Linked DNA regions of Homo sapiens: region 2 is linked to region 1. The links are chromatin loops, found by intact Hi-C in ENCODE. Cell type or tissue: dorsolateral prefrontal cortex. All regions are shown on one strand. Links, peaks and the distances in the headings refer to the core of each region. The heading gives the core; the rest is flanking DNA. Region 1 has its middle 13 kb from the start of EPCIP. Region 2 overlaps SYNJ1 (synaptojanin 1).

Region 1 (10,119 bases), core at 912-8,911:
CCACAGGCATGCACCACCATGCTCAGCTAATTTTTATACTTTTTTTGTAGAAGCAGAGTTTTGCTATGTTACCCATAGTGGTCTCAGACTCCTGAGCTCAAGCAATCAGCCTGCCTCAGCCTTCCAAAGTGCTGGGATTTCAGGTGCGAGCCACTGTGCCCAGCCAGCAATAAATAACAACTTCTCTCAACTTAATTTAGAGAGCTAATTCAATAGTGATTTTAAAAATCCAATGGAAATTGATACAAATATCGAAGGAGTTGATACAAGTATTCTGAAGTTCAATGAGATAATAAAGAAAATATTCAAAATATGAAGAATAATAAGGGGGGATTAGTCATTTGACTTATTAAAACAAAATGATACTTTGGTAGGTTGATGTGGGTGGATCACTTGAGACCAGGAGTTCAAGACCAACCTGGCCAACATGGCAAAACCCTGTCTCTACTAAAAATTCAAAAATTGGCTTGGTGTGGTGGCATGCACCTGGTACCGCAGCCATTTGGGAGGCTGAGGCACTAGAATCCTTGAACCAGGAGTTGGAGGTGGCAATGAGCTGAGATCCACCACTGAACTGCAGCCTGGGCAATAGAGCAAGGCTCTGTCAAAAAAAACAAAAAACAAAAAACAAAACAAAAAAAACCCACCAAAACACAAAAATCAAAATGGCAGTCACTGAAATAGTGCAGTACTGACATGAACAGAGACAGACTGTAACCACAGGTGGCGGTGCACACCTGTAGTCTCAGCTATTTGGGATAATCACTGGAGCCCAAGAGCTCGAGGCCAGCCTGAACAACACAGTGAGACCCTGTGTCTGAAAAATGTTGTTTTGAATTGATATATAAAAGAAGAAAATATATATTACTGAGGAGATTAAGGATTACTCAGCAATAATTTGGAATCACTGGCTATGAATTTGGAGGAAAATGCAAATATAGATTGTCACTATATATGGAATGAAGTCTATATGGGATTAATAAATTCTTAAAAATAAAATCATAGGAAAATGAGGTAAAAATTAATTGAATAGTAAATAAACTTTTAAGATAAGAAGTACAGGTTAAGTTTCCCTTATCCAAAATATTTGGGACCAGAAGTGTTTTGGATTTCAGATGCTCTTTGGATTTTGAAATATTTGCATGTACATAATGAGAGATATAAGGGGATGGGGCCCAAATCTAAACAGGACATTTATTTATGTTTCAAATACACCTGATACACATAGCCTGAAAGTTATTTTATACAATATTTAAAATAATGTTTTGCATGAAACACAGTTTGTATACATTGAACCATCTGAAAGCAAGTGTCACTATCTCAGCCACCCGTGTGGGCATTGCTGTTTGGTATCACTGTTATTCCAGACTCTGAATATATATGCTAGTGATAAAAATCATTTTTGGCCAGGTGCGGTGGCTCACGCCTGTAATCCCAGCACTTTGGGAGGCTGAGGAGGGCAGATCATGAGGTCAGGAGATCAAGACCATCCTGGCTAACATGGTAAAACCCCATCTCTACTAAAAATACAAAAAATTAGCCAGGCGTGGTGGCACGGGCCTATAATCCCAGCTACTTGGGAGGTTGAGGCAGGAGAATCACTTGAACCCAGGAGGTGGAGGTTGCAGTGAGCCAAGATCATGCCACTGCACTCCAGCCTGGGCGACAGAGCGAGACTCTGTCTTAAAAATAAATAAATAAATAAATAAATAAATAAATAAAAATCATTTTCTTACACTTATTTGCATGAGTACTGATCAGTAGAAAATATGGCATGCCATCCAGTACCATTCAGGACCACATGGGCAAGGACTTCATGACTAAAACACTGAAAGCAATGGCAACAAAAGCCAAAATAGACAAATGGGACCTAATTAAACAAAGAGCTTCTGCACAGCAAAAGAAACTACCATGAGACTGAACAGGCAACCTACAGAATGGGAGAAAATTTTGCAATCTACCCATCTGACAAAGGGCTAATATCCAGAATCTACAAAGAACTCAAAAAAATTTACAATAAAAAAACAAGCAACCACATCAAAAAGTGGGCAAAGGATATGAACAGACACTTCTCAAAAGAAGACATTTATGCAGCCAGCAGACACATGATGATGTGCTCATCATCACTGGTCATCAGAGAAATGCAAATCAAAACCACAATGGGATACCATATCACACCAGTTAGAAATGCAATCATTAAAAAGTCAGGAAACAACAGATGCTGGAGAGGATGTGGAGAAATAGGAAAGCTTTTACACTGTCGGTGGGAGTGTAAATTAGTTCAACCATTGTGGAAGACAGTGTGGTGATTCCTAGAGGATCTAGAACTAGAATTATCATTTGACCCAGCAATCCCATTACTGGGTATATACCCAAAGGATTGTAAATCATGCTACTATAAAGACACATGCACACGTATGTTTATTGTGGCACTATTCACAATAGCAAAGACTTGGAACCAACCCGAATGTCCATCAGTGATAGACTGGATTAAGAAAATGTGGCACATATACACCGTGGAATACTATGCAGCCATAAAAAAGGATGAGTTCATGCCCTTTGCAGGGACATGGATGAAGCTAGAAACCATCATTCTGAGCAAACTATCGCAAGGACAGAAAACCATACACTGCATGTTCTCACTCATAGATGGGAACTGAACAATGAGATCACTTGGACACAGGGTGGGGAACATCACACACTGGGGCCTGTCAGGGGGTGGGGGGTTGGGGGAGGGATAGCATTAGGAGAAATACCTAATGTAAATGATGACTTGATGGGTGTAGAAAACCAACATGGCACATGTATACCTATGTACCAAACCTGCAAGTTGTGCACATGTACCCTAGAACTTAAAGTATAATAAAAAGTAAATAAATAAAACATGGAATGCCATCAATGCAGTGAAAACATAATGTGTTCAGGGCAACCAAGCTGCTCAGTAGCATCCCTGGAATAGCTGAATCAGCTGCTTAACAGCAGTAGCAACAAACAACAGCAGGTTTTCAGGCTCCACCTACGATGCTGTGTTTTGATGAAAAGGTTACTGTGCACTGTATTTTATTTTTTTAGATGAGAAGAAACTTCAGAAGCAATTGAGAGACCAGGAAGTGGGTCCTCTGGGGCTCAGGAGGCATTCTGATGGATGGCTTTTAAAGATGTTTCCTCCAGAATCAACTGCCTCGTTAAAGCATAAATGTCAAGCGTAAATTGTTCTTGTCTTAGAAGTCTCTCTTTGACTTTATAAACCTGATATGATTTATTGTTCTGTTATGAATGCGTGGTGCTCTAGTCCTTCAATGAGCCCATCACACGTTTTCATTATGTCGTCTAGAGGCAATTTTTCTGCAGTGTTAACTATGTTATCTTCAGCATTGTGCACCTGCATTTTGACTGCGACCCATCACACGAGGTCAGGTGAGAAATCTTCCACTTGTGGCATCATGTTGGTGCTTAAAATTTTCAGATTTTGGAGTATTTTGGATGTGAAATTTTAAGATTAGGGATGCTCAGCCTGTCATAGATGGTGCAGCCACCTCGGAAAACAGTCTGACAGTTCCTTGAAAGGTTAAAGATAGAGTTACCATATGACCAGGCAATTCCACTGGGAGGTATGTACCCAAGAGAAGTGAAATACATGTTCACACAAAAACTTGTACATGAATGTTCATAGCAACATTATTCATCATACCCCAAAGTGGTGACAACCCATGTCCATCAACTGATGAATAGATAAATAAAATGTGGTATATCCACACAATGGAATATTATTCAGCACCGAAAAAGAATGATGTACTGATACATACTGCCACATGGATAAACCTTGAAACATTATCTAAGTGCAAAATGCCAGTGTGAAAGCACCACATATGGTATGATTTCATTTATATGAAATGTCCAGAATAGGAAAATCCATAGAGACAGAAAATAGATTGGTGATTTCCTAGGGCTGGAGGTGAGATGAAATGGGGAATGACTGCTAATGGGCATGGGTTTATTTTTGGGGTGATGAAAAGCTTCTAAAATTGATTGTGGTGATGGTTACACAATTCTGTGAATACACTAAAACCAACGAAGTTTGCACTTTACATGGGTGAATTGTGTAGTATTTGAATTATGTCTCATTAAAGCTGTAAAGAAGAAGTAATTGAAGAAATCAGAAAGGAAATGTATTAGATAAACAGAACTGATAGGCTATATATAGATGTAAAGAAAGGGATTTATTATGAGGGATTAGCTCACATAATTGTGGAGGCTGAGAAGTCCCTCCATCTGCCATTTGGAAGTTGAAGGTCCAGGAAAGCCAGTGGTATAGTTTCAGTCCCAGCCCAAAAGCCTGAGACCCAGAGGAACCAATGATGTGAGTCTAAGTCTGAGCCCAAAGACCCGAGAAGCTGGAGAGCTGATGTCCAAGGGCAGAAGAAGACGGATGTCCCAGCTGAAGCAGAGAGAGCCAATTCACCCTTCCTCCATCAGCTATTTGCTTGTTAATCCTGATTGTGCAAATAGCTCAGTGTGCAAAATATATGTCTAAGAGGGAGAGGAGGCTGGGCGCGGTGGCTCACGCCTGTAATCCCAACACTTTGGGAGGCCGAGGCGGGCGGATCACGAGGTCAGGAGATCGAGACCATCCTGACTAACACGGTGAAACCCTGTCTCTAATAAAAATACAAAAAATTAGCTGGGCATGGTGGTGGGCGCCTATAGTCCCAGCTACTCGGGAGGCTGAGGCAGGAGAATGGCGTGAACCCGGGAGGCGGAGCTTGCAGTGAGCCGAGATCGTGCCACTGCACTCCAGTCTGGGCAACAGAGCGAGACTCCGTCTCAAAAAAAAAAAAAAAAAAAAAAAAAGACGGAGAGGACACACAGGAGATCTGGGCGACGAACTAGCTCTGTTATTTAAACAACCATTGTAAAAGTTGTTTATGTATCCAGGTGGAGAGCCACTGATGAGGGAACTTGCTGGGCTTAGTTTCTGAGTCTCCACCAAACCTGTGCCTTCTGCTAAGCTGGGGATCTGCTAGCTGCCTACTAAAGGACGGGTGCCTGGAATCCACTGACAGTTTCACATACGGTGTGTTCTGGGGCATCAGCCACCTAGCTGGGGAGAGGGCCCTGGCTCAGAAGACTATGAGGGTGCACAGGAATAACTGGGGCTCCGTCACCCAAGGGAGGGTGCCTGTAGGACTCAGTTTAAGGGACAGTTTCAACCTCCTGGTGCCATCTTTCACTTATGTCCCACACTTCCAGTTAGTCTTGTGCCTCATCTAAATAACCACACCCTGATATTTGCCAAACTGGACCATGAGCATCCCCTCAGATTCTGCTTCAAACCATAGCTGAGCAGGCAACTCCGTATAGGCCCCAAGGCATGTGTATTTCTGATCAAGTCCTCCACCTACTGGTGACACTTGATTCTCACGTCCCTAGGGTTTACCAACAACACTTGTCTTTCCAGACTGTTCTATTAGAGTGTATGCTGACACTCCTCCATAACGACAACAACAAAAAATTAATGCCTGTTAGAGGCGCTATCCATGAAGCAGCAACAGGAGACTGACTGCTTTTGCTATGAGCCAGAGTCTGATGTGATAAAACCAGAAACAAAAACCAGCCTCTTGTCTTGGTGAAAAAGGGGGCCACTAGGCAAAAGGATGGCGAGAAAGGCCACCTGCATTCCTCATTCAAATTCTTCCTCATTCCTTGATTTCTCTCAACAGGTAGCCATCAAATCTGAGATTCGGTGTTGTTATAAATCTCTTCAAGAATATTGGGGAAGAGGCTGGGCATGGTGGCTCACGCCTGCACTTTGCGCCTCCCAGCACTTTGGGAGGCTGAGGAGGGCAGATCATGAGGTCAGGAGTTCAAGACCAGCCTGGTCAACATGGTGAAAACCCGTCTTCTACTAAAAATACATAAATTAGCTGCGTGTGGTGGCAGGAGCCTGTAATCCCAGCTACTTGGGAGGCTGAGGCAGGAGAATAGCTTGAACCCGGGAGGCGAAGTTTGCAGTGAGCTGAGATCATGCCACTGCACTTCAGCCTGGGAAACAGAGTGAGACTCCATCTTAGAAAAAAAAAAAAGGACTATTGGGGAAAAAATAGCAAACCCTGGACATTTCAGATCACTAAACTACCCCTTGTGTGACTTGCTCAAAATAATGTTATTACAAACTCATGGAATATTACTGGCTTTAGGCGATGACACAGTTGCAGTAATGTTCTGATTTGATTATTCAGAAATGAAATTTATGGTTTAAATTTCATCCAGGATTTATAGAATTTAAAAAAGTTATTCTTCAGTATTTGAAATACCACTTTGCCAAAGCAGAAAAGCCATAAATGTGTTAAACTGGCTAAGAAAATTAAGATGGCAGTAATACATTTTCTAATAAAAATCATAGCATAATAGCAAAATTACTGCGGAAAACCACAGTTATTGTGGCAAAGACATAAAATGTTACAGCTGCAATAATATGCTATTTGTTTTGGCAGGAGAATAAGAATACTGTACATTGCAGTTTTTCAATATTGGAAAAACATAAGAAAATACTATAAACTTAAAAGACTATTTTTTAAAAATGAAGAAGTGCATGAATGATTTTAAATTTTGAGCATATAAAAGAGTCTTGCTGCAAAGTCTATTGAACTCCTGAGAAGACTCTGTTTTGCTGTTTCTGATTTGCCAGTATCCTACCAGAAAACTATGCCTCCCAATAGAAAAAGAACACATAATCCTGTCTGTATTTGAGGGTTCAAGCCTGGAGATTCCGCCCCCTTGGTCGGTTGATTTTTATTGGAAACCCAAGATGCACCTGCCTGTGGAATGCATTTCAGAATGTGGAAGTACAGCAGGAAGAAAGCAGACAAGAACACAATCCCATGGTATTCTTGGTTAGGGACAGCTTGGGGGTCAGTGGGGGAGACATACACAGATTAAATGATTAATAGAGTAATTCAGCTTATTTACATTAGTCTGGTTTTTTACATGAGGGGCTCACAAATTCTTAATTTGTCCTTTCTTTATTATATTTTTCTTTTTTGCTATCTTTCAATATTGATTATCCATTTCTTCCCTTAATTACTAGACTTTCTGAACTTTTAAAAACATATATCTTCCAACTGGAAAGTATCTGTCCCTTATAACAACTACCAGTACTACTCATAAAACAACAAAAACCCATATAGCACTTAATAAGTGTCAGTCAGTATTTTAAACAGTTTATGCATATTATTCATTTAATCCTCTCAATGACCCTGTGAGAAGGTGCCATTATTCTCCTTATTTTTCATACGTGGAAAGTAAAGAGTAGGGAGAAACTGTCCAAGCTCACACAGCTAGTAAGTCATAGAGCTGAGACTGGAACCCAGATAGCCTGGCCCCAGAGTCCTTCACTATTCTGAATTTATAAAGATATTTTTGATATTTTCTTCCCAAAGTTTTAAAGCTTTCCTTTTCACATTGGAGTTTTAAATCTATCTATAATTAATTTTGAGTATGGCATGATTTAGGTATAACTTTTTATATGAAAAACTAATTTTCCCAGTTCTATTTATTGATATGCAAATATAAAATGTCTCTCTTTCTCTCTCTATATATATATCTGAGGTTGTTTTTGAGTGCTTTATATTCTTGCTTTGGTCTGAAAATTCACAGGTTGAAATTCTAACTCTTGAGACGATGGTATTAGAAAGCAGGGCCTTTGGAAGGCGATTACGTCATAAGGGTAGAGCCTTCAGGAATGGGACTTAGTGCCCTTAGAAGAAGCTGAGAGACCAGCGTTTTCTCTCTTCCATCATGTGAGGACACAGCAAGAAGGCACCATCTATGAACCAGAAAGTGCCCCTCACCAGACATCAAATCTGCTGGCACCTTGATCTTGAACTTCCAGCCTTTAGAACCATGAGGAATAAATGTCTGTTTTTATAAGTCATCCAATAGGTGATGTTTTGTTATAGGGCCTGAGTAGTCTTAGACAGTTACAGATGATTCGCTCTCACTGACTGTTGAATATTATTCTAAGTGTGGATATTACACAATTTATTTACCCATTCTACTATTTTAATTTTATTTTTTTTAATGTTTGAGACAGGATCTTGGTCTGTCACCCAGGCTAGAGTGCAGTGGCACAATCATGGTTCACTGTATCCTCCAACTTCTGGGCTTAAGGGTTCCTACCACCTCAACCTCCTGAGTAGCTGGGACTACAAGAATATGCCAACATGCCCAGCTAATTTTTCATCTTTAAAAAAAAATTATTTTGTAGAGTGGGATCTCACTATGTTGCCCAGGCTAATCTTGAACTCCTGGGCTCAAGCGATCCTTCTGCCTTGGCCTCCTAAAGTGCTGGGATTATAGGCGTGAGCCACTGTACCTAGTCCCATTCTACTATAGATGGGCATGTGGGTTGTATCCAGTTCTTTTACTATTATAAATAGTGAAGCCATGAACATTCTCCTAAATGTGTTTTGGTGAACATGTATATACATTTCTGTTGAGTATACATCCAAGATTGAAATTGCTGGGTCACAGACTACACATATGTTTCTGCTTTAGTAGATGTCGCCTGACAGTTTTCTAAGGTGGGTGGGCCATTTTACACCCCGACCAGTAGTATATGAGGGTCCCCGTTGTTCCTCACTCTTGCCCACACTTGATAGTGTCTTCTTCCCTTTAGTCATTCTTGTGTACACAATTGTGGTCCTAGGTGACATTTTCTTGATAACTATTTGAAGGCTATCTTCTTTGTGTGGTGACATAATTGCTCATAATTCTGCCCATTTTTTTCTTTTGGGTTGTCTGACATTTAATACAAATCGCTTTGTAGGAGTTCGTTATATAATCTGAATGAGTCCTTTGTTGAATACATGTATTTTAAATATATTCTCCCACTCTGTGGCTTAACTTTTCACTCTTAACACTGTCTTTTGATGAACAAAAGTTTTTAATCTTTTTTATTTTTTGAGACAGAGTTTCACTCTTGTTGCCTGGGGTGGAGTGCAATGGAGTGATCTCAGCTCACCACAAACTCTGCCTCCCAGGTTCAAGTGATTCTCCTGCCTCAGCCTCCTGAGTAGCTAGGATTACAGGCGTGCGCCATCATGCTCGGCTAATTTTGTGTTTTTAGTAGAGATGGAGTTTTTCCATGTTGGTCAGGATGGTCTCAAACTCCCGACCTCAGGTGATCCACCTCCCTTGGCCTCCCAAAGTGCTGGGATTACAGGCATGAGCTGCTGCGCCTGGCCGAAAGTTTTTAATATTAATGTGTTTTAATTTACTTATTTTTTCTCTATGATTATCACATTTTTTGTGTTGGTTAAATAGACCTTTGGCTACTTCAGTTTCATGAAAATATTTTCCCATGCTCTATCACAAAAGTTTTACTGTTTTATTAAGTTAAACCATATGAAATTACTAATAGTCAACATAAAAAATAGGAGTTTCATATGGTTTAACCCAATACATTTAATCTATGATCTGTCTGGAATTGATTTTCATCTTTGGTGTGAGTCAGGGGTCAAGATTTTAAACAAATTTAATTGTCTGATTGTCAATTTCTTATGAATTGGATGACTGTATATATGTGGGTCTGTTTCTCAACTCACCATTCTGTTCTATTGTTTTTTTTCATTCTTGTACCGATACCTTACTGTCTTGGCCACTAGAGTTTTATGATAGGTCTTTTATAAATTTTAATAGCTCCGAAGTGTTCTTCAAGATTGCCTTAGCTACTCTTAGCCCACTATGTTTCCATTTAATTTTAGAATCTCTTGTTTTAGAATTATTGCTTTATATATATTTAAGTTGACATGTAATAATTGTACACATTTATGGGGCACATAGTGATGTTTTGGTACATATAAAGTATAGTGATCAGAATAACAAGAATTAGCATATCCATCATTTCAAACATTTATCATTCGTTTGTATGGGGGACATTTGATATCCTCCTTCTAGCTGTTTGAAACCACATATTATTTTTGACTACAGTCATCCTACAATGGTATAGAACACTGGAACTTATTCCTCCTTGACGCTATTTTATATGATGCCCTCTACTCTAGAATTGTTGTTCTAAACAACAGAATGTTAGTTACTCTCTTTTCTAGATAATCAGAA
Region 2 (10,119 bases), core at 847-8,846, 170 kb before region 1:
CATTTCTGTCCTCATTTCTTCTCATCTTTCTGTGTTACAAGACACCACTGACTACTCCCCTTCCATGCTCCACTTTCTTTCCTTGATTTTTAAGCCATGAATTTCTCTTGGCTCTTTGACATTTCTAGAAACAATTGCCATTGTTTCTTCTCATTTTCTTTTCACGGGCAGCCTTCTTCTGTCTATATTTAAACTCTGTGTTTCCACATACTCAATCCCAGGTCTGTATTTCTCCATATTCGATTCATTCTCTTCTGTCTCGTCATAATCCTATTGGCCAAAGTTATATTAACAAATGCCCATGCTTTGCAGGCTATTAGAGCTGCCTTGACTCCAGAGCTCTTTCCTGAGCACCAGACTCATGTTTGACTGACTCCATGAACATCTCAAATTCAACATATCCGAAACAAAATTCATCTTCCATCCCACACCTACTTCTCTCTCTGCATTTCTTTTCTTCATTTACTCCCTCACAAACATCCCTCCATAATCCATTTGGATCCTCTTTATCCCCACTTAGACTGTGCACATGCTTTCTTCTTGGATCACTCCTCTATAGCATTAATTCCATTCTCCCTGAGTCTTTGGATTCTCAACTTAAATTTCAATTCCTCTGGGAAAGCTTGCCCAATTTCCCAAATCCAGGTTAAGCAACTTTCCCATGAGCTACCACAAAACCATTCATTATCACATTTATGTCACTTTATTATAATTGCCTGCTTACTTACACGTAACACCCAATAAGCTATGAGTTCTGGAAAGGCAAGAACCACAGCTGTCGAATCTCCAGCACCCAGCTGTATCTGGCATAAAGGTACTACATAAATATGTGTGGACTGAGTAAACAAATGAACAGATAATGTGAAAATGAGATAACCTTGTAAGACGTTCAACTCTTAAATGTGGTACCTAGCTATACAGGGCATTACAATATTATTATAATCTAAGGTATGCATTTTAATGAAAAACTGGCTAGAATAGCATATTGTGTTAGAAAACAAATGCATTTAAAAATTTTTTCTTTTGATAATGTTGCCATCAAACAAATGCATTTTTAAATCATGTTTAAGGAAATTTTCGGCGTAATTACTTAAATTCATTTCTGTTCTTAGAATACCCTTTTGGAACTTCTACTTTTTTACCTCAACTTTAATTATTGGGACTAAACCATACACCAACAATACTAATTTGGGTATTTATCCAATAAGAATATAAATTAACATTTGTAAAGGTCTTAATATTTGAATGGAAGAATGGTAAATACATTTAAAGTATACGCAAAATAAACACAATATGATGTGAAATAAATTTGTTTTGTTTTGTTTTGTTTTGAGACAGCCTCGCTCTGTTGCCCAGGCTGGAGTGCAGTGGCACAATCTCGGCTCACTGCAACCTCTGCCTCCTGGGTTCATGCGATTCTCCTGCCTCAGCCTCCTGAGTAGCTGGGATTACAGGCATGCACCACCACGCCCAGCTAAATTTTGTACTTTTAGTAGAGACAGGGTTTCGCCATGTTGGACAGGCTGGTCTTGAACTCCTGGCCTCAGGCAATCCACCCTCCTCAGCCTCCCAAAGTGCTGTGATTGCAGGCATGAGCTGCCGCACCTGGCCAAAATACATTCTAATTAATAGTGCTATGTACGTCCCAAGAAGAAGAAGAAAGATGAACTTGGAAAATAAGACTTTACAGATTGGAAGAAAACATATCTAGAACTACAAGAAGTAAATGTGTTTAAGAAACAAACCTTCCATATCAAAATCTGCTGCAACCTCTGCATCTTCACCAAGCAGGGTAGAGCTTGTTGATGATGGCAATGCAATGCTAATTTTCTCTAAACTCATTTCTTCTTCCAAATTTTTGATCCAGTCTGGACTTTTTAAAGCAATAGTTATAGTCCGATTCAATAACTAGCGGAGTAAAAGAGATATAAAATAAAGATTAACATGAAAGCTAACTAATTTGGAATAAAGAGGCTGACTTCGTTAAACTATGCAATGGTATAGACAGTTAATTTAGTTAGACAATTCAGCTAACTAAAGAAATAGTTCTTTCACATATACTAAATTTCAAACTAGTTTAAAGGTTGTTCCCAGTTCTCCCTTTAAACACCTGTGGTGATAAATAAAGATCTTTTCTAGGATGCCCAGAGATGCAAGTTTCCTTTGCTACAACCACTATGTTTTCCTGGCCAGATGTAAATTCACCAACAACTCTGCTACATAACTTTATACTTTCTTAATTTTGATTCACAGATTAAGTAATTGTTCCCACGTGAAACAACTACAAAAGAGACAGCAGAAAATCTTTAAAATGCATTTCCTGTTCCTGTTCATTTGGTCTTTCCTAACTTGGCATATGGTCCTAAGAGCTGCTATATTGTCAGCTGCTAAGTGCTAACCTATACAGTTTTAGCATTTCAAATGTCAGAAGAATATTAAGAGAACTGAACACCATTTTAAATCTTCAACAAAAATTAATCATTCTAAAAACAGAATGACTTCTACCTGTGAAACTGGCACTCTGCCTTCTCTATAAATTTGGGTGACTTTTAGACTAAAGTATAATCTAAGACAACCAAGACATTATAATCAAATTATAGCAGATCGTGTCAATGTATTTAAAAAATACTCTCAAAAAAACTTGCTGATAACAGCAAGACTCTTTGGTCAAGGACAAAATGTGCACTAGAAAGGAGTTCTCATTTAAAACCCATATTCTTATAACAAACTTGCTTTCTAAATTTAATCTCTCTCCCACATAGTTTCAATTTCCTTTGTTTGAAGAGTTTCTTAATGTGAACAAGATGTGAATATTTTTGGTATTTGCAAATGAACTGTGTAGCTGTGATCAATATGCTGTGCTGACAGTTGGCACCTTTGTGGGTACAGATCTTCCTTGGCTCAAAGTGTTACTGATATTAGAATTCCTTGAAGGCATAATAATGGAGAGGTTGAAAGTTGCTGAACTGAGTGGCACAGCTGTGTTTATTAGTAATTTAGCATCCACACTGAGCTTTAAAGTCAGAATCCTAAGAATTCATAATCCTTTACTTGCCAAGTAGATATGAGTACTAAAATCAATCCAATTTCAGAACTTAACACGCTTTACAAGTCATATATTACTTTTCAAAGTCAACAAAATTCTTTTATATTCATCAAAAAATACTAACAAGCATTCTTAAATACCTATCACCATAATGGCCAATTAAGATGTAATTCCTTAGGACTATCCCCTTGGTAGAGACCAGGGCCAAATGAAAAGGAAGAAATTTAGAAGACCAAAAAAATATTCAAAAAGATACATAGAGGTTCACTGGAATATTGGCTTTAATAATTAAGAATAGGAAATAATCTAGATGTCTATAGGAGTTTGGTTTAATAAATGTATATATTTATTCACAAAATGAAATTAATGAAGCCATTAAAAATGACATATTTGTTTAAGATGTCCCTGACACAGTCATAAGAGGTAGTAAGAAAATAGCTTTATAACACGGTTTCAATTTGTGTTTGCGTATATGCATATCCCATTTGTGTTAATGTGTTTGTGTGTATATAAAATCCCATTTGTATTTACATATGTATATGCTAATATTAAGGTTAAGAGAAATTACTTCAGAATGGTAGCATTATGTGAGTGGTCTTATTTTTAATTCTTTTCCATGTTTCCTGATACATGATTTTACATGAGTATACTAGTATTACATTTAGGAAAACAAACAAAACTCTACAAAACCTATTTCAAAAGCAATACACACAAAGAATTTTTTTTTTTTTTTTGAGACAGAGTCTCGCTCTGTTGCCCAGGCTGGAGTGCACTGGTGCAATCTCGGCTCGCTGCAACCTCTGCCACCCAGGTTCAAGTGATTCTGCTGCCTCAGTCTCCCAAGCAGCTGGGATTACAGGCGCCCACCACCACGCCTGGCTACTTCTTGTATTTTTAGTAGAGACAGGTTTTTGCCATGTTGGCCAGGCTGGTCTCAAACTCCTGACCTCAGGTGATCCACCTGTCTCGGCCTCCCAAAGTGCTGGGATTACAGGCGTGAGCCACCGCACCCAGCCTAATACATACAAAGAATTTTTTTTCTCCAAAGAAGTTGATGTGACAGAAGAAGCAGCTCAGGACAGTGCTCACAGAGTTGCTCAGTGCTGCAGGAATCAGGCCTAGAGTACAATCCATCTTGTGCACTGACTATATACTTAGAAATTTAGGATTTGGGTCTAAAGGAGTTCAGAAAAAAATGACAGATGAAGCACTTCAGAGAAGTAAAACTATTCCAGGCCAACAATGTAAGTTTCCGTCATCAATGACTTTTCAAATCACAGGTTAGGAATATCTCCATTTGTTAAAAATTTCTAAAATACTTCAATGGGATGGATCTGTTATCTCTGGAAATTAATTTAGTTATGTTTGAAGAAGATAACTAGGTAAGCCAAGCCAATGAAACAAATTCCTAGGAATAATGAGCACCTCTCTCCCTTGTTTTCTGGTACATAATGCATTTTCTTCACTTGATAGAATGTTTTTCTACTATACAGATAAGCCAGACTACCCCCAATTAAAACTTTAAAACTTTTTGCATCATAAAATGTAATAAATCAAATTAGGTGCTAAACATGTTTCCTTCTTAGTCTATATCAACAGTTAATATCTCTGGGGAGGGGCCAAAATAAGCCTAGGCTAGTCAGAAATCCAGTCTAAATAAAAAACATTAAATAACTCCTCGAACATACCATAAGGTCTTTTCCCCTCCCATTTAGATAATCTTGCTGCATGTCTATAAAAATATCATACCATCTTCAGACATTTAATTTCAGAATGGTTTAGAATCAACAAATGCTACCTTACCTCTTTACCATTTAGGCTCAGAACATTCAAGGCAGAGCTTCCCTCCAAAAATGTAACCCACATTTTATCTTCTACAAATCTTTAAGAAAAACAATAAAAAACCATAATTAATACCATAGACATAACAAGCTCAGTGACTACTCCCATGATTATTGATCATTAACAAGGGCCACAAGAGGCCAGGAAGTAAAAAGTAAAGGAGGGAGCGCAGGTAGGGCTGGTGGTGACCTGGAGAGGGCACTCTTCCCCTAAAAACACTCTAACTCCAATTTCAAATACTATGTTAATGGAACAGCCACAAGAAATGAGTCTGTGCACCTCCATTTGTGATCACTGCTAATCCAGTCCCATCCAATCCTCCATTTCATTGACAAGGCAAAAAGGGACAGAGGTTAAGTGACTTGTTCAAAGTGACTCTATAAGGAGAATATGTTACAGGGCTGGGATCCAAGTCTCCGGACCCCACAACCCAGTACTATGTATTTTCACTGTCTCAGTGACTTCCCTGAAGAAAATTTCCTATGATCAAAAAAGATGAGAGTTGCCAGTGAAAGAAAACAAAACCAGACTGGCCCCAAGAAGCCTTAGATAAGTTATGCTCCTTGTCTTTCATCATTGACAAACATTTACTCTTTTGGGACTTCAATGGTCTTTGATAGGATTCCAAGTTTTTACTTTTGAAATAAAAAAACTATCAAGAGGAAAAAAAAAATAAAAAGGACAGAAGAAGTTCTGAAGAGGGTCGCAGGTATGTAATGAAGTTATTATTCAAAAAAGAACAAATTATGATGTTATCAGTCTTATTACAGAAAATTTGGCGAGTTAAACCACAAGTTCAGAAATCTTTACAGATTTTTCCACAATGAGAGGAAAACATGTACACACAAACACACACACACACACAGAGTATCACTCTCCCCCTAACCCCCTACTTAAACTAGGATTCCAAAGTATGAATTATGAATATTAAGAGGAAAAGGCCAAAACAAAAGTGTGCATAAGTACTTCACCCTGGTAAAATCAAGGGCCTGGAGGGAACCGATTTCTACAATCCCACAGATATGACCAAGGCAACTGACTCAATTTCTTTGGCATAAAACTAAATTGCAGGATGCTATCCTTTGAAATACACAGGGAGACCATTCTTACCTAACTACACGAAGGTATCTTTTTCAGATTGTTGGCAATGGAGACTATCCCTCCTCCAAAGGTTATAATCACCACTGTAAGCATACATTTATGCTGCACCAGTCCCCTAAGACCCCAAACATTATTTGTTCTTTGATAGGTACCAACACTTTTGTGGTCCTGGGTTAGGGCTAATATCTTTGTCCTTATTCTCAATCAGCAATGTGCCCCTTACACATTTCTAACTTTAACAAGGGATTCTGGTTCTTATATCTATTGATTTATGTAAGTTCTTTTGGAAGCTATATTTTCTTCCTGCTTTCACTCACTACAGTAAAAGCTTCTAGACTCTTCCTTCAATTAATGTAAGCATCTATATGTATTTAAATTTATCCCATACACATTTCCAGGGAACCTCTTATTTAAAAATAAAGGGGTTCACAGGGTTTACTCACTCCTTAATGGCTGTCTTAATCTAGACTAAAAGGTAATAATCAGTTTCTTCTCACTACTTATAGAGATCCTCTCCTTGTTGACTTTCAGTGTTTGCTTTTTCTCTTCCAACTTAGTCATCTTGGGGTTTAACAACCAATATTCCAGGTTGGAGACACCCCATGGTTTTATAATGTTAGGTTAATGCCTTAGTTTCTTACCAATACTTTTCCTAATGATGACAAACATTTGTGGGAAACCTTCTGGCTTCAATTTAACAAGTTCTTTAGAGGTTGGGTTATAAAGACAGGTCCCTTTCCTGTATCAGAGTCTTTCATCCCTTATACAGTTTGGATTCTTTGTAGCTCAGTGCAGTATTTTACATTTGCTCAGGAAGACATTTATCTGCTACTCTGCTGCCCACTCACACAGTCTACATGATGCTTCTGGTGGTTTGGCATTTCTGTACTTGGCAAAGTATACTGTCATCTGTACACTTGCAGATTTCACTGTGTACTTTCAAGAACCTTAAGATTTTTGAAATGTTTTGTTTTGTTTAATTTGAAAGCTTTGGGATAGACCTTTGTCAAAAGATTTGAGGAAAGTCTAAACACAATTTCTTCTCCATTTGTTCATTTACTCTCTGAAAGGACTTGAGGTGTCTTTGATTTTCACTCTGTAGAAGCCATACCATCTTAATTCTGTGGACTACGCCCTTTAGGATCTGGGGGTGTCATTACACACATGCTGACTTTCCCTACTAGATTACAAGCAGGAGTTGTATCTTCCATTTCTCCTCTGCTCTTCTACAGCAACTAGTATAGAGATCTGCCCACCAAATATCTATCAAACATACCTAACTAAGCAAATGAATGGTATTTAAAGGGATTTAATGGTACCTCTTTCCCTATGAAATCCAAACACATGCACACATGCACATCATTCAGTCTCTCAAAACTGCTGTATAGTTGGAAGAGAACATTTTTAAAACAAGGAAACAGGCATCTGGTTCTGCAAAAGGCAGATGGCTAGATCAATGAGGGAAACCAAGACTAGAAGGAATGACTCTTGACTAGTCATCACATCTCTGTTAGAAATTAAACATACTTAAAATTACTCAAATTTCTTTAACTGAGGCAGGGAGGGAGTCATTCTTATCTCTCCTTAAAAAAAAATAGCAATCACAGCTTCATTTTGTTATAGGGTTTTGTTACATGTTCTATTGTATAGGAATCGTGAGAGTTCATATCTGAACTTGCACCTATTTTTGTTTTCAATTGTTCACATAAAGTTTCACTGTTTAGCTGGGTATGGTGGCTCACGCCTGTAATCCCAGCACTTTGTGGGGCTGAGCTGGGCAGATCGCTTAAGGCCAGGGGTTTGAGACCAGCCTGGGCAACATGGTGAAACCCTGCCTCTACAAAAACAAAACAAAACAAAACAAAACTTAGCCAGGTGTGGTGGTGTGCACTTGCAGACCCAGCTATTTGGGAGGCTGAGGTGGGAGAATTGCTTGAGCCTGGGTGGTTGGGGCTGCAGTGAGACATGAACACATGACTGCATTCCAGCCTGGGTGACTGGGTGAGACCCTGTCTTAAAAAAAAAGTTTCACTATTCATTTAAACTTTCTAAGTTGAGAATTCAGTTATAAAAACCTACAGAATAATATCCACAGTATGATCTTGCTTTAGTTTGGAAATAAAAATACTCATATACTAAACACTAAATAAGGTGGTATCTTTCTTTTTTAAAATTCTCTCCTTCCCCAAATAAGGTGATTTCTATATAGAAATGATTGTTTATGAATCACAAGCTACTTTTGCATAATAAACATCTTACCTTATAAGTATAACTTCACCAAAACTTGCAAACTGCTGCAGAAGCTCATCAATCAAGGCATCATCAAAAAAATTATTTTCTGGTAAAGAACTTTTGATTGAGACCAATACTGTACCATCTGGTGGACCCTGAACTGCAATTACTTCTTTATAAATGTTTTGCCTCTCTTCAGCTTCAACTTCAAATATATCTATATCAATCAGGGCAACGACAGGCCTTAAGGCATAAAGGAAGATAGATGTATTAGAAATGTTTTTAAAAGGGTGTATTTCAAACAAATTTCAAACACTATTAGAAAAACTGAGACTGCTTAAACCTGTGGTCAGAAGTCTTCAGCTCAGCTCTTCCATAGTGCAGCAAAGTGCCTGGAGTCCACGTGTACAGAATTTTGCTTTCATCTTGAAAACTAGCATTTAGAAGATCTAGATCTTCAGCTGCAGTCAGAAGAAATGAAAACACAAGAGAAGCTGTATAAGCAGGACAGATCGTGTAGAGCAAAGAGGCATTCTCCTTCCTTTCATGAGCTTCAGTGGTTTGAGGCTGGAATGCCAGAAACACTTGGTAATAGGCAGGCAGTCTAAATACCTTTAAATTCGAAAGGTTTTGGTAAAGTTATCATTTTATGCTTTATTTAGTAAAAATTAAGATCTGGCTTTATTTCCAAGATTACTTAAAGGACTGGGACTAAATGGTGTTTCATAAACAATTCAAGAGACAAGTGGCAGTTCAAAACATATGCAAACCACTAAAGTTAGCTTAAAAACCTAAATTAGCTTCAATTAAAAATTTCACAAAAATATTTCCTTGCTTCTCTTTACATGAAATTATATGAAAATAGGCTGAAAAATTAAATAAGTTATTATAAACAGATCTGATATTTCTAAAAATCTGACATATTTAAATTTTATTTATTCTATTCCAGTTAATGTTTCTTGAAAAACAATATTCTCCTCATTTGATATTATGTCATTCCCTGCTTCCTCATAAGTTTACATTAGTTCATTTAAATAAAGAAGCCCATTTCCCAACCTGATCTATCAAAAGGCCATTTCCTCCTTCTCCAAAGGACACGGTCTGTCCAGGCAGGGGTGCGGCACTTTTCACTGGTGTCATAGTCGTCAGAAAACAAGTCATACTTATATGTCGGAGCAAAGGTTACCTTTCCTTCTAAAAATCCTCTAAAAACCTAAAATAAACATATACAAAGTAAGTTATTCCCAAACAGCAACAAGTTCTGTTTTCATTCAGACAGTCATCCATTAAATGTCTATTACATGCTGGATGCTCTCAGAAGAAATCTGTATGCGTCTGATGAACACTTCTAGCTGAATGGAACAAAGCTTAGAAAAATAACCTGAGACATAGCATTTTTCATACCCATAGGGACAGGAGACAGGGAAATTCTGGGCAGAAGTGGGTGGGTCCCTTTGCTGGGTCCCACCCTCAAGCCAAAAAGTCTGTTACCACAGCCCCAAATGAGAACTTATATCCCTGTTTTCTCGCTCGAATGTTGCTTTTTCCAAAACCACCCATGGCCTGCCTTGCCCCCAATCCTGTGCCCATAAAAACCCCAGGCTCAGCTGGCAGAGAGAGGAGAGGCAGCTGGATGTCAGAGAGAAGCAGCTTGACTTCAAAGGGACAGCTTGGCAGCACAGTTTTGGAGAGGAGTCTGGCCATGGGATGGCTGGATTTCAGGGGAAGATTATCTTATTGCTCTGTCCCCTTTTCAGCTCCCCTTCCTGCCAAGAGCCATTTTCATCGGCAATAAAATACCCCATATTTACCATCTTCAATTCGTTCATGTGACCTCATTCCTCCTGGACACCAGATAAGAACTCGGGTGCCATGAGTGTGGGAGCATAAGGCTGTCG

The links. Hi-C counts contacts between places; a loop is a spot of excess contacts. Peaks named below come from ENCODE experiments on the same cell type or tissue, not always from the same donor. Only the 100,000 strongest peaks of a DNase experiment are listed, where the experiment ranks them.
Region 2: it touches region 1 in a loop (3-fold over the local background); 58 of 110 quality-filtered maps call a loop at or near these places.

Annotation. Positions count from the first base shown.
Region 1 is chr21:32,821,385-32,831,503 of GRCh38, forward strand. No RefSeq gene overlaps it. Among named protein-coding and RNA genes, the nearest start is that of EPCIP, 13 kb to the left of the region's middle. In dorsolateral prefrontal cortex, for the core only: a CTCF peak has its summit at 5,413 (motif pointing left); a DNase peak (open chromatin) is centred at 5,377.
Region 2 is chr21:32,648,439-32,658,557 of GRCh38, forward strand. It overlaps SYNJ1 (synaptojanin 1), which reads right to left. Exons shown (of 33, transcript NM_203446.3): 19 at 9,278-9,434; 20 at 8,565-8,682; 21 at 8,249-8,464; 22 at 4,850-4,928; 23 at 1,746-1,908. Among named protein-coding and RNA genes, the nearest start is that of CFAP298-TCP10L, 41 kb to the left of the region's middle. In dorsolateral prefrontal cortex, for the core only: a CTCF peak has its summit at 5,073 (motif pointing right); no DNase peak of the experiment used is centred there; H3K27ac peaks cover 2,529 bases.